4 separate regions of the Homo sapiens genome follow, and regions 2, 3 and 4 are each linked to region 1. Evidence: chromatin contacts called from ENCODE Hi-C or POLR2A ChIA-PET data. All regions are on one chromosome and are shown on one strand. The core of a region is the stretch at or near the end of the contact, and the rest is flanking DNA. Distances in the headings are between cores, read along the strand shown. Region 1 holds the start of ZNF407-AS1 (ZNF407 antisense RNA 1). Region 2 overlaps ZNF407 (zinc finger protein 407). Region 3 holds the start of LINC01922 (long intergenic non-protein coding RNA 1922). Region 4 has its middle 31 kb from the start of LINC01922.

Evidence for each region. Hi-C counts contacts between places; a loop is a spot of excess contacts on that map. ChIA-PET counts read pairs that join two places held with the same protein, here RNA polymerase II (POLR2A). Pooled maps may share reads with other maps.
Region 2: a loop to region 1 is called in a pooled map, with 6 times the contacts of the local background. The contact joins the enhancer-like site here to the promoter of ZNF407-AS1 in region 1. A Hi-C loop is called at or near these places in 11 of 37 single-sample maps with no recorded cell type and 5 of 50 pooled maps.
Region 3: a map with no recorded cell type shows a loop between it and region 1 (11-fold over the local background). The contact joins the promoter of LINC01922 here to the promoter of ZNF407-AS1 in region 1. A Hi-C loop is called at or near these places in 1 of 37 single-sample maps with no recorded cell type and 2 of 50 pooled maps. POLR2A ChIA-PET finds 5 or more read pairs at or near these places in 1 of 52 experiments (activated B cell).
Region 4: a loop to region 1 is called in a pooled map, with 4 times the contacts of the local background. The contact joins the enhancer-like site here to the promoter of ZNF407-AS1 in region 1. A Hi-C loop is called at or near these places in 6 of 168 maps with a recorded cell type or tissue (CD4-positive, alpha-beta T cell, CD4-positive, alpha-beta memory T cell, CD8-positive, alpha-beta T cell and 1 more) and 10 of 50 pooled maps. POLR2A ChIA-PET finds 5 or more read pairs at or near these places in 6 of 52 experiments (CD4-positive, alpha-beta T cell, CD4-positive, alpha-beta memory T cell, CD8-positive, alpha-beta memory T cell and 3 more).

Annotation. Positions count from the first base shown.
Region 1 is chr18:74,595,802-74,599,189 of GRCh38, forward strand. ZNF407-AS1 (ZNF407 antisense RNA 1) reads right to left here and starts at 2,034. Exons shown (of 2, transcript NR_024484.1): 1 at 627-2,034. ZNF407 (zinc finger protein 407) reads left to right here and starts at 2,069. Exons shown (of 9, transcript NM_017757.3): 1 at 2,069-2,136. RefSeq lists enhancers at 1,845-2,054, 2,845-3,064 and a silencer at 2,155-2,454.
Region 2 is chr18:74,805,111-74,808,439 of GRCh38, forward strand. The region is part of intron 4 of ZNF407 (zinc finger protein 407); the gene reads left to right. Among named protein-coding and RNA genes, the nearest start is that of ZNF407, 210 kb to the left of the region's middle. RefSeq lists enhancers at 835-2,034, 2,019-2,068. Within about 2 kb of position 1,746, at least 10 of the 41 ENCODE cell types and tissues checked have a DNase peak (open chromatin) inside an H3K27ac peak, as active enhancers do.
Region 3 is chr18:74,408,105-74,411,308 of GRCh38, forward strand. It overlaps LINC01922 (long intergenic non-protein coding RNA 1922), which reads left to right and starts at 1,344. Exons shown (of 2, transcript NR_131977.1): 1 at 1,344-1,427.
Region 4 is chr18:74,376,665-74,379,805 of GRCh38, forward strand. No RefSeq gene overlaps it. Among named protein-coding and RNA genes, the nearest start is that of LINC01922, 31 kb to the right of the region's middle. Within about 2 kb of position 1,692, at least 4 of the 41 ENCODE cell types and tissues checked have a DNase peak (open chromatin) inside an H3K27ac peak, as active enhancers do.

The sequences.
Region 1 (3,388 bases), core at 784-3,283:
GAATGCCCAATCCATATACAGAATTGTGCTATTGTTATTGTCAAGAAATTTATCACCTTGTCATACAACACCAACACTGTTGAAATAGCTATTAAAACACTGTAGGAAGTGCTAAATTTTCACATAAATTTTAAATTTCAAGTGAACTCTTTGAAGGCAGAACCCAGTTTTATCTTTTATATAACAGGCACCCAATAAATGTTGGTTAATGGAATACAAATAACATTTGCAGCTGGTCACTTGTGAGGAAATTGTTTCCCACATTTTTCTCTAGAATTTTTAATTAACTATTACTATTAAACTGAGTCTACATGATGGAAAAGCTTGACTCTGGAGTTTTAGGTTGAGTTCCACTTTTACTAGCTGTGTGATCTTGGAACAGTTTATTAGTCTTCTAAATTACTGTTCCTTACTGTGGATAAGAGAATTCATGTGGATTACAATCAGAATTAAACCAGATAATGTCTACAAAAAGTTTTCTATGAACTATTTAAAAAGGTAAGGAATTATCACTCGAATGTATTCTGATTTAAACTGAATTGTGTTCGAATTGGCCTTGAGTGACGATTTGGCCTAGAAAGCCTATCTTCAGAACATCACACACACACAAAAATCCAATTACTTACAATGATTTTTTTGAGACGGAATCTCGCTCTGTCGCCCAGGCTGGAGTGCAGTGGCGCAATCTCGGCTCACTGCAGCCTCCGCCACTGGGTTCAAGCTATTCTCCCGCCTCAGCCTCCAAGTAGCTGGAATTACAGGCTCGCACCACCATGCCTGGCTAATTTCAAATTTTTAGTAGAGACGCGGTTTCCCCAGGCTGGTCTCAAAATCCTAGCCTCAAGCAATCCACCGACTCGGCCTCCCAAAGTATTGGGATTACAGGCGTAAGCCACCCCGCCTGGCCAGTGATCTTCCTAAACAGAAATCTGATCACATAACTTCCCATTACAGAGTCTAACCCTAACCCTGTGCCTACAACATAGTCAAACCTCTTTAGCAAGGCAGATGACCTCAAGCAGGATTTCACTGCCTCTTTGTCACAGCACTTAACAAGCTGTGATGTATTTATTTTTATTCGTCTACACAGGTCTTCCCTACTAGATTCTGAGTTTCAGAAGAAAGGCCTCTAACTCGAGGTTCATGAATGGACCTGCACAAGGGGGCGGACGGGCTGAAGTCCTGCCTTTTTTTTTTTCCAAAAAACCCGTATGCTGTGCCGTTAACGTTCATAAAAAAGTCCTTGTCGAACGTTTTAAACAGCCAAGGTGTTTCAGCTTTAATAAAAGCTGAAAATTTGGCAATACCAAACAGGTCACCAAGCCACAGTCCGCTTCTTGGCCTCCTCTTTGGTATCAGAGTTCGGCTAGCGGCTTCCTGTGGCCTCTTAAACAAGGACCTCATTTTGGGAGCCATTCGAGAGATTTTTTCTCATCATCTAAAGTAGCATTCTCGCCTTGCACAGCTGAAAGTCATTTCTCGAAATCGGAGCGCCAGAAGCGACAGGAGCCACTCCAGGCCCGGGGGAAGCGAGCAAAGGGGCAGCGGGCTGCGTTTGCCAACGTAGGCCTCTCGGGTCCCGCGCCGTTCTGGGCCTTCTCCGTGTTTCCGGCGCCGCCCTCGGGGTCCCTTACAGAGGGCGGGAGGCGGGTGGAGAGACGGGGCAGGAAGCAGGCGGGATCGGCCTGGGAAGAACCCGTTCTGGGACCCTCTAGAAATCCCAGACAGCCCTCCCGGGCTGACAGCGCCTGCCTTGGAGCCCGACGCGCTCATCGAATTTAGATTGACTCCTTCGGCTCTCCGTTTTCCTTCTCTAAGGGAAGGGTGGGACTTCCTATTTTATCTCTTAGCGGCTTCCGGCAAGAGCTGATGTGTTAAAAACAAGACAGCACATGGGCCTGCCGGCCACTCGGATAAAAAACAAGGAACTCGACCTGGATTGTACTAAACCAGTTCCAAGATTCTGTTTTTCGGCTGTGGCGTCCGGCGCTGCATCCACTACGGAGTCGCCTTGGAAGCCACCGGAAGTCCTTCGACGGAGAAACAGGATGTCCCGCCTCTTCCTCCCAAAGGGAAGACGGTGAGCCGGAGGAGTCAGTCAGAGGGGCGAGCAGGAGCGATTCCGTCGCCAAACAGGTAAGTTATTCTCTGGCCGGGGCGGGGGGTTTGGAGGCGGGGACCGTCCAGCGTCAGCGCGGGGCCTGGGGGCGGTGGCTTGAGGGCTCGAAGCCGGGCGGCTGGGCGCCCAGAGCCCCGTCTGGGCCCTTCGCTCTTTCTCCTCCCCCCTCCCCCCGCCTCCGCCCCTCCCTGTCGCCTTCCTTCCCGACACCCGCCCAGACTCACGCCCGGACACACACCCTCGCTCGTTCGCTCACGCTGCCTCGCCGCCCTCCTCCCCCAGGCCCCAGCTGCCGCCCTGCCCTCTCACCCGCTCGCTCCGCAGGCCGGTCCCGCGGGCAGCCTCGCTCCGCGCCCTTGCGCGAGCGGAGCTCTTGTGGACACCTCGGGGCTGCGGACCTAGCGTGGCCTCGGTTTCCCCTGCCGGGTTCGCCTGTCCGCGCAGAAACAGTCCCCCGTTCCTTCGGGACGCACCCCTGCACCGAAATCGGGCCGTTCTCGCGTGCCCGGGTTGCTCTCAAGTGGAAAACAGATGCTCCCCTAGCTGCACAGCTGCAAGCTTTAGCGTCTGGTTTCCAGCAGGGGCTCCCTGGACCGCCCGCCCACTCTCGTGTCACCCCCAGGTGCCCTGGCTGCGCCGCTGCTACTCGCGCCTTCTTCCGTTAAGCGACGCTGGTGTGGGCGGGCGGAGGGCACACAAGTGCGGTGGCCGAAAGCACCGCGGTGGCAGCGAAGGGTCCTAGCCATTCCCGACTTCAGCTCGCTTTGCGCCACTGCGGGGAGACCCGCGGCTGCCTGACACCGCTGCGGGCAGCAGTGGGTTTCTCAGTAGATGCTCACCTCTTTCCAGCCAGCTAGCACGCCCTGGGTGCTTGGCCTCCTTCTGGAGTTTAAGCTGGTGGAGGCGGGGTGCAGTGGCCGCTGACCTCTGTCGGTTGCGCTGGGTTTTGAGTAGCCATTTATTTCATTGGGGAGTTTTGGAATAGGACATCCCACATCCGTGGACACACATGTAGAATACTTTTATAAGTAATTACAGTCTTAATAGTGATTTGAGTTACAGCTTTGCAGTCTATGCCTGGTGACATCCTAGTCGTAGTATGTATCTGTTTTGTGGTGAAGTGCTGGTCCATTTAGAACACTGTAGACAGGGGCCCTAACATATACTCATCAGAACCTTATTAAGAAGAGCTTATATGTCATTTGGCATACTCACTGTGCTTCATTTAGTACAGCAATCTTGTGTAGTAGGAATTATTCCCTTTTTACA
Region 2 (3,329 bases), core at 496-2,995, 210 kb after region 1:
TATAGGAGGTGCATTTTTGTATGATGAAAGACTATTTTAGAACATAGTCACACACCTTGATGAAGGTGTTTCCTTTTTCTTTTTACTTGGGCTTTCATTTCAGAACTTCTATAATGAAAATAATCGTCTTTCATCTTACTCTTCTGCTATTTAAAAATCTTTGATTGCATTTTTAAGATTTGATTACATTTTGGATTTAAGCCTAAGTAAATAATTGAATTTCTCATATATTGCGGAAAATCTTTCTGCTTTCTGCTCCTAAATTCTCCAGTTGAACTGTCACAATAGTCTGATTTACACTTTTCTATTTATAGTTGTAGTGATAAAGATAAATACCTACTTACATTTTCAATGCAAATTGTCTAGTAGCAGACTGCAACATAAGCATACTGTTAAATCTAGCATTATCTGATTTTTTGATTCCATAATTATCTTTTGTTTTCCCCACAACTTTTTATTTTTATAATGGGAAGAGTAAAAATATAAGAATGTTATCAATACATTTATGATACTTTGGAGTAGAGACCTGACTTCTGTTAAACTGAACCAAAGTTTTCCTGTTGCTGTTTGATCATTGTTAGGTGGGAATGAACACCATCTGTTAAAGGGTCTCCACCTGGTATAGGTAGAGACAAGAGTCAGTATAAATTATATCTGCAATTTTAACTGGAACTGATTATAATGTTTTGAAGTCATTCATTGTTCATTGTTTTAAGACAGATTTGAGCATTGTGCAAGCAAATGAAGATGTTACGTTGTGTGAGAAAATTGAGATACTCCTACTTGACTTCTCGACTCGTCCTCTTTCATTCTTTGTTTAATGGAAGAGCTTATGGATGTATATTCTACAGACTTTACTATTTCCAATACATTTTTTTCCTAGTGATGTAACTCTTTTTGTTAAAAATTTTCTTGAGTTTTTAAATGATTTATCCTTATACACTAGAACTTGGGAAAATATCTTAAAATAATACTAAACGAGTAAGATTATACTTTGTAGAACTCCAAGCCATCACGTGTGCACTTAGGTTTCCTGCCAAATCTGGAGCAGTGGCTGGATGGCGCAGGGCCTGCTGTGACTGCAGGCCCACACCTTGGCTAGGCCGCGCCCCTTACTTAGGATTACTTAGGTTTTCCTTAGTATGGCTAATGTTGATTGTCTTTATCTTATCTCAGAAAGTCTGTGGCAGTTGTAAACTCTCAAGCTTTTGACAGTGGCACAGTGTGATATGTTGGGAAGTTGATTCACCTGTCAACCTGGTTGTAATTCACCAATCTCTGCTTTAGCCTATGCCAATGGGGGGTTGTAGGAGGAAGGCGAGAGCCAGGGGTGGAGGACCTGAGTTCCAGTTGGTCCCTAAGTAGCTTTATTTCCATGGACATAGCTTTTTGACTCTCAGAGCCTTAGTTTCATTTTCTGGAAAGCAGATATGATAAGATGTGGACTGTTGTGAGGATCAAACAAGATGATAAATGAAAATACTGTAAGGGAAATAAAATGACAACATGTCATAGTGGATAAAGCTCTAGCAGAGGATGATTAAGATCCAGTACCTGAGTTTAAATCCTGTCACCTCCATTTTATTAACTGATGCAATTTGTCCGAGTTACTTAACCTCTGAAACTCCGTTTATTCAACTAAAAATATAAGGAATAATACTCCCTTTAGAAAATTCTCATAAGGAGTAAATAGAGTGAGACTGAGTAAGTGTCCCAGCAGAGTGCTTGACATGTAGAAGCTATTCTAGGACTATGAGTCACCTTTACCTCACACCTATGATTAATTTAGCAAAAATTTTCTCAGGCATGGCATGGTTTTAGGTTCTAAGAATGGAGTGGTGAGCAAAATAAACACTTCTTACCCATAGAGCTTACATTGTTATGGCAGAACTGGAAAGTAAGTGAAGAAGCACATAAATAATTTCAGAAAGCAGTAGATGCCATGGAGATAATAACGGGAAGCAACAGGTGATTGTAGATAGATTGTTTACAGTAGGCACCTCTGAAGCCTTTTTAAGGCTTTTCGGGCAAATTAGCCTGCATTATTTGCAAGAAGTAATGCAAAGAGAGTCCCTGTATTCTGAGGCTGAGTAGGAACGTGAATGATGAGAAAGGCAGCATTAAAGAGTATTCTAGGTGGAGGGAACAGAAAGTACAGTGAAACTGAATTAGGAACTGAAAGTGTTGGGCTGCATGTGCTGAAGGAGGGTCCTGTGGCTGTAACACACATACAGGCCAGCTTGTAAAGAGACATGAGCAGGGTCCCGAGAGTCATGGAGGTAGTCTTCGTTGTGCATGGATATTCATGGGAAGGTTTTCACAGGGCAAGCAAGACTTTGAACAGTCACACTAGTTATGCTATAGTATGGTGCTCAAGTTCCCCTATGATAGTATTTCAAACTTCTGTATCCCCTGCCCCAGTTGTTGGCAACTGAGTATTTTCATCCTAAGTACAGAAGTTGGACAGGATATAATTTCAAGTGTAGAATAAAAATTGACATAGTAAAGTAATATTTGTACCACTTTAAAATGTATCCAATAGAATGTTAACACCATGATGATTTGATTCCCACCGTCCATTCATTTAAAAGTACATGAATAAGTTCTTTAACTGTCAGAAAATTTGTTTTTCTTCTTGAACTCACATCCCTTATTTCCCCCACAGATTTTATTGTATTTGTATGTGGACATATTTTAATGATCATCTTATCATTTCTGGGTATCAGTACATACTCACGGACACATACATTGATGTAAGGTTTTTTTAATTGTTTTATTTTTAAAAAATAAAAGATGAGGTCTTACTATGTTTAGCCTAGGCTGGTCTTGATCTCCTGGGCTCAAGCGATCCCCCACCTCAGCTTCTCAAAGAGCTGGGATTACAGGAGTATGCCACAGCACCTCACATTTTTTTTTTTTTGAGACAGAGTTTCACTCTTGTTGCTCAGGCTGGAGTTCGATGGCGCGATCTCGGCACACCGCAACTTCCGCCTCCGAGGTTCAGATGATTCTCCTACCTCAGTCTCCCGAGTAGCTGGGATTACATACATGTGCCACCACGCTTGGCTAATTTTGTATTTTTAGTAGAGACAGGGGTTTCTCCATGTTGATCAGGCTGGTCTCGAACTCCTGACCTCAGGTGATCCACCGGCCTTGGCCTCCCAAAGTGCTGGGATTATAGGTGTGAGCCACCACGCCCGGCCAGCACTTAGCATTTTTTATATTTTAGTATCTTTGCTCATAAAGCTCTAAGTGTTAAAAATGTGTAGAAAGGATTATTGTAATTACTATTAAAACGATTGAAACAACAAAGTCTATAAAGAGTTTGA
Region 3 (3,204 bases), core at 94-2,593, 190 kb before region 1:
TTAAAACCTCTAAATGTTAACCCCATACTTACCTGCCCCTATGGGCAGGCTCAACATTCCAGAATATTCTGTCCAGATAGCTCTGGATCAAACTGCTCTGGATGAAAAGACATCAGGAATAGCAGCCTTTTCCAGTTCAGAGGTTCTGGTTTCTGGGGCTTCTTCCCAAGCTGTCATGCTAAAAAAAAGGCTTAAGACAATTTAGCATATATTAATTATTGTATGTGATTCATTATTCAACACTGATTCCACCCAGGATTATTGATAAGGTGTATGTCACACCTGTTTCTCTCTTTCCTACTCAATGGTCACAACACCTGCCTACACCTGGGTGGCAGGTATTGGCGCCTAGTGAGTCGCCGCCAGATTCCCAGCTTCAAATGGCATCTAGCAAGCAGCCCACGACCCATCTTCCAATTTTCCACTACAATCCTGGGGAGTATGAGCACTCCTATTGCCAATCTCCTTAGCTAAACTTAAATAAACACAACTCACATTTCCCTAAAATGGCATCCAAGTGGTCAGAACCATTTGCATATTTCTTGATGAAACAGAAGACATACAAGCCGTGAAAAGGATGGAATTTTAATTTTGATAATGGGTGACAGCTTGGCTTCTCTCCCAATGTGGTCTAGTTTACTTAGATTTTCCTAGTTAAGCTAAAAGTCTTTCCCTCCCTTTGGAGAATAGGTCTCCCTTGAATACTCTGGAATTCATTTCCTCTCACTCAAAATTAAAGCTAATGAAAATTTCTATTATTTTCTTTAAAAAAGAAAAAAAAAACCCACTCCCTCAGAATGTCTTCACTCCACATTCCCTCCTACTTCCCACATCATTTTTTATTATCTTAGTTCCATTCTTGTTTCCCTAAATCAGTCATTTTTAAGAGCTAAAACTTATCTAGGTTTCCTACCTTATGCTATTGACTTCTTTTCTTCCTGTGTGCCTCTCTCACTCACTGCTCCCAGAAACCAATCCCATTCTTGGATATACCCGTTGGTCATTCTTTCACAGAGGGCATGGCCTGGCAAACATCTTAGACTGCAAATGTCTTTATTTCACCCTCACTCTTGAAGGATAAGCTAGCTGAGTACACAATTCGAGGATGAAAGCTATTTTGTCTCATTAAAAAAAAATGTTATTTGCTGGTGTTTAATATAGGTTGAGCATCTTTAAGCCAAGAATCTGAAATGCTCCAAAACCTGAAACTTATGTGTGCAGACATGATGCTCAAAGAAACCCTCACTGGAGGATTTTGGCTTTTTTTTTTTTTTTGAGACGGAGTCTCGCTCTGTCGCCCAGACTGGGTTGCAGTGGCATGATCTCGGCTCACTGTAAGCTCTGCCTCCCGGGTTCACGCCATTCTCCTGCCTCAGCGTCCTGAGTAGCTGGGACCACAGGTGCCCGCCACCACGCCTGCTCAATGCGTAAGTATAATGCAAATATTCCAAAATCCAAAAAAAGTCAGGATCTGAAACCATTCTGGTGCCAAGCATTGTGGGTAAGGGATACTCAGCCTGTATTGTCGATGAGAAATCTGGTATTACTCTAATTGTCATTCCGTGGTAAGAGATGTGCCATTTTTCTCTGAAGTTTATCTTTGATATTTAATAGTTATGATGAGTCTAAGTGTGAGGTTGCTTCTGTTTTTCCTGATTCGGACCTCACATGCTTTTTGACATGAAGACTTAAGTCTTTCTTAAATTTTAAAACATGGCTAGGCATGGTGTCTGAAGCCTGTAATCCCAGCACTTTGAGAGGCCGAGGCAGGTGGATCACCTAAGGCCAGGAGTTCCAGATCAGCCTGGCCAACATGGCGAAACCCCGTCTCTGCTTAAAAAAAAAAAAAAATTAGCTGGGCTTGGTGTGGGGGGGCCTGTAACCCAGCTACTTGTGAGGCTGAGACAGGAGAATTGCTTGAACTAGAGAGGCGGAGGTTGCAGTGAGCTGAGATTGCACTGCTGCACTCCAGCCTGGGCGACAGAACGAGACTCTGACTCAAAAAAATAAAAATATAAAATTCTAAAAATTTTTAGCCTTTATTTTTTCAAATACTTTGTCTTTCCCATTCTCTGCATGCCTTCCCTCTGAAGGAAGTTCTATGGGTTCGATTATGTCTAAGCCAGTTTACATTTCCTCTGGGCATGTGTTGGAAGTTTTCCTTTCGTGTCCCATGCTGTTCTGTGTCCCTCCTGCGGTTCCCTCTGCCGCGTCCTGTCCCATGTTCCTGGTAGCTTCTGCAGACCTGCCTTCCCACTCGCACATGCTTTCAGTCGCGGCTGGTTTACTGTGCAGTGCATCAGTTGAGTTTTCATGATCACAACTGCATTTCTTAATAGAATTCCTACTCGTTCCTTTTTAATTTTGCCTGTACTTTTTTCATCCCCTCTCCTGAGACTTCAAGCACAGTTTTGTTGACATCTCTTCCAGATCCTTCCAGGGTGTGCTTTATTCTCATTGCTACATCCAGCCACTGGCACCAGGCAGTTTGTTCCCCACGTGATGTGTAATACTTGGCTTCAGTGTGAGCTAGTTCCATATGTAGACACACACCTGCCCTGGGGCGTGGGACATCCGCAGAGCCCCCAGGTTTCCTCATCTCTGGGCCAGTTTCCTGTGTTCTTTTCTCAGCTTATAGGCAGTGTGAATTCAGAGCCCGCACCTTCAACTGGCCCAGGATTCTGCCAATGCTTTTTCCACTCCTGGCGTGGAGGGGATGCCTCTGAGCTGTGTCCCCCGTCAGATGGGTGGATTTTTCTAACTCCCAGATCACAGTTGGGGCGATCCTCCTGGCTCCCTCATGAATGACAAATCCCAGCTCTGTGTGGAGTGTGGGGCATGAGGCAGGGGACAGAGGACAGCTGTGGGCTCAACTCCTTCCTCCAGGCAGGTGGAGGCAGAGCTCTGAGCGCTTCACAGTCCACTGAGTTCCCATCTTGGTTCTCAGCTGTGGCTTGGAGTTGCCTTCATTCTGGTGCTAGAGAATTTCAAGCGAGGATCTGAATTTCCAAACATTTTGTTACTTTATGGAGCATATTTATGTGTTTGGAGCAGGGCCACTCTGTGAGCGGTTGATCTCCCTATCAGCTCCGTTCACCATGGGGGTTATGGGGGCAGAATTGGAATTCTCAATTCATAATATAACCAAGTTGAGCTTGAAAGGAAAACCCAAGGACGTTATGTCCTGGTGCTAGCAGTGGGCGC
Region 4 (3,141 bases), core at 442-2,941, 220 kb before region 1:
TTTTGCAAGCTGCACGGTCCCAAGCCCAGTTCATTCCTTCCTTTTTGCATAGCACGGCCCCAAGCCCAGTTCATTCCTTCCCTTTTGTAAGTTGCACAGCCCCAAGCCCAGTTCATTCCTTCCCTTTGTTTTTCCCCCGACCTGACCTTAACTTACTTTTCCTCCTGTCTTTCTCTTTTTCCTTTACAATGATCTCTCCCCCACTGCAGAGAAGTGAAGAGAAGGCCAAGCTGTCAGGGTTTCCTACAGCATGGGGAACTTCTCTAGGGACCGCCTGTGAGGAGATATGCACCAACTCCACAAAAATAAGCAATAAAATATTTGCACATTGTGGTCTATAGCCATATTTGGGAAAGAAAATTATTCTAAAAAATTATTCTAAAGAAACACAATCTGCAGCAATGTAACTCTGACACCGTAATCACAACCTTTACATTATTATCCAAAGGGGTTAGCTCCTTGGAGCCTAAGCCACATTATATCTTCTTCCTGGAGGAGGTTCATTCCCCACTGGGGTGATTTCCAAGAAGAAAGAAGGCCTCAAAAATAAATTCAAGTTTCTATCCCTTAGGAGGCAGGAAATCGCAGGAACTTTAAATTTACAACGTTTAAATATTATCTCTTCATTAAGGACGTGTGTGTGTGTGTGTGTGTGTGTGTGTGTGTGTGTGCGCGCGCGCGCATATATGTACCATTTATATATAAATAAAACCAGCCGGGAGCAGTGGCACTTTGGGAGGCTGAGGGGGGCGGATCACCTGAAGTCAGGAGTTCGAGACCAGCCTGGTCACCATGGTGAAACCCTGTCTCTACTAAAAATAAAATAAAATAAATAAAAATACATAAAAAAATTAAAAAAATTAGCTGGGTGTGGTGGTGTGTGCCTGCAGGTCCCAGCTACTTGGTAGGATGAGGCAGAAGAATCACTTGAACCTGGGAGGCAGAGGTTGCAGTGAGCCAAGATCATGCCACTGCACTCCAGCCTGGGTGACAGAGTGAGTCTCTGTCTCAAAAAAAATAAATAAATAAAGTAAAACCTTGGGATCTGGTCTCAACTTGCATTTTATTACTATTGTTTGATAAGGAAGAGAATCCTGTATTGGGAGCACTGGCTAGAAAATGTGGATTTTGCTTTGTTTTCTATAAGTGGCTACAGCATAAAAATAACCTCTGAATCTCGATGAGTATCTATTGATATCTAATGCCAGCTCCTTTTTCTAAGTATAATGGTCCCTGGAAAGTGTTGTTCAACTTCATTGTTACAACACTGGAATTCTAGTAACTTTGGAGACACTGTGGTGGTTTCTGCTGTTGCAGAAGAGTTAGAATATGATTTAATTGGGTGAGAGCTGTCCTCAGGAAATGCTGTGAAGGTCCCTGCCTTGTAAGCTAACAATCAAAGGAGTAGTTGACAAAAATATAGTGAAGAAATTCTGGAGCTGGTAGTTTGAATTCCTGTAAGTCCTTAAAATCACAAATTTTAGAGAACCTGGTGATATTTAAAGAGAAGAAAACAGAGCTTTTTGTTTTTGCCATTCAGAATTGTGTACTTTGAAAGAGGAAGTGGGATGAAGAAAGGACTATAAAGTGAGTTATGGTGTCCAATGGTAACCTGCAACAGCTTCAACTCAAAACAGCTTGAGGACATGTTTTATTCTCCGGGTCCTTAAAACCATGATCTCTACCCACACTCCCTAAAACTGGGGATTTTTAGCCACATCCGTCCCTCATCTGAGAACACCACATTTCTCCCTCTGTCAACATCTTGAGGAGCTCTGTGCCAGCAGCCACCCTTGCAGTTTAGTTCATTCCTCCATCAGGCTCCAGTTTGGAATCCAGTCCTGATTTGACCGCAGCCTCATGGGAGAGGCTGTACACTGTCTAGTCATGCTCATGACCACTGGAAACCTCCACACGTCATGCAGCTGCCCAGCCTGGGCACCCACAGCCCAGCTTCTCTCCACATGCAGACCTGTCCTCCCTGACTGCTGGCCCAGCTCCTGCAGTCACCCAGCAGCTACCAGAGGGCCCGGCCAAAAATCACACAAGACTTTTACTCAAGTTTTCTAAAATAAGATTGCTTATAAATGCCACTGACAACCATGTTCATAGTTTCGACTTCTTAATTTCTGCCAGCATTTCTACCTTAGAAGTTTCCACCAGCTTCCTGCCGAGCAGTCTTCATCTGTCCCCCTGATGGACTCCTGAGGACCTTTCTATCTGCACAAGGTAACAGGTAGGAGCTGGAGGGTTTCTTCTAAGACGATTCTGTGGAAGAAAATCCAGAAGACACTATGTGGAAATTATTAGATAGGAGATTAGGATCCAACAGGACATGCTATTGTATCTGTTGCCTCAGCCCCCCACAACAAAGAGTTCTCTACCCAAAATGCGAAGCTGAGGTTAAGAGACCCTGAGCTAGAGAACATGAAGGTACACCTGCTGACCCTCATCTTAGAACTACAGAGTTATAAAAATTACATTTTCTGTAACCCAAAGTTACAGAAAAATAGGACCTAATCTACACCAGCAGTCCCCAACCTTTTTGGGACCAGGGACTGGTTTCACAGAAGACAATTTTTCCACAGACCAAGGTTGGGGGATGGTTTGAGGATGCTTCAAGCCCACTGCATTTATTATGCACTTTCTTTCTATTACTATTACATTGTAATATATAGTGAAATAATTACACAACTCACCATCATGTAGAATTAGTGGGAGCCCTGAGCGTGCATTTCTGCAACTAGAAGTCCCAACTAGGGGTGATGGGAGATAGTGACAGATCATCAGGCATTAGATTCTCATAAGGAGCGTGCAACCTGGATCCCTCCCATGCACAGTTCACAGTAGGGTTTGCACTCCTACGAGAATCTAATGCTGCCACTGATCTGACAGGAGGCAGAGCTCAGGCAGTGATGTGAGTGATGGGGAGCGGCTGAAAACACAGGTGAAGCTTCACTCACTTGCCTGCCACTTCACCTCCTGCTGTGTGGCCCAGTTTCTAACAGGCCGTGGACAGGTACTGGTCCATGGCCAAGGGGTTAGGGACCCCTGATCTACAGGATATAATTACATTGGAGGAAAATAACTTGGACACACAGCATAGCTAATAAAGACTAACAAGTGGCCCAGACAATAAGT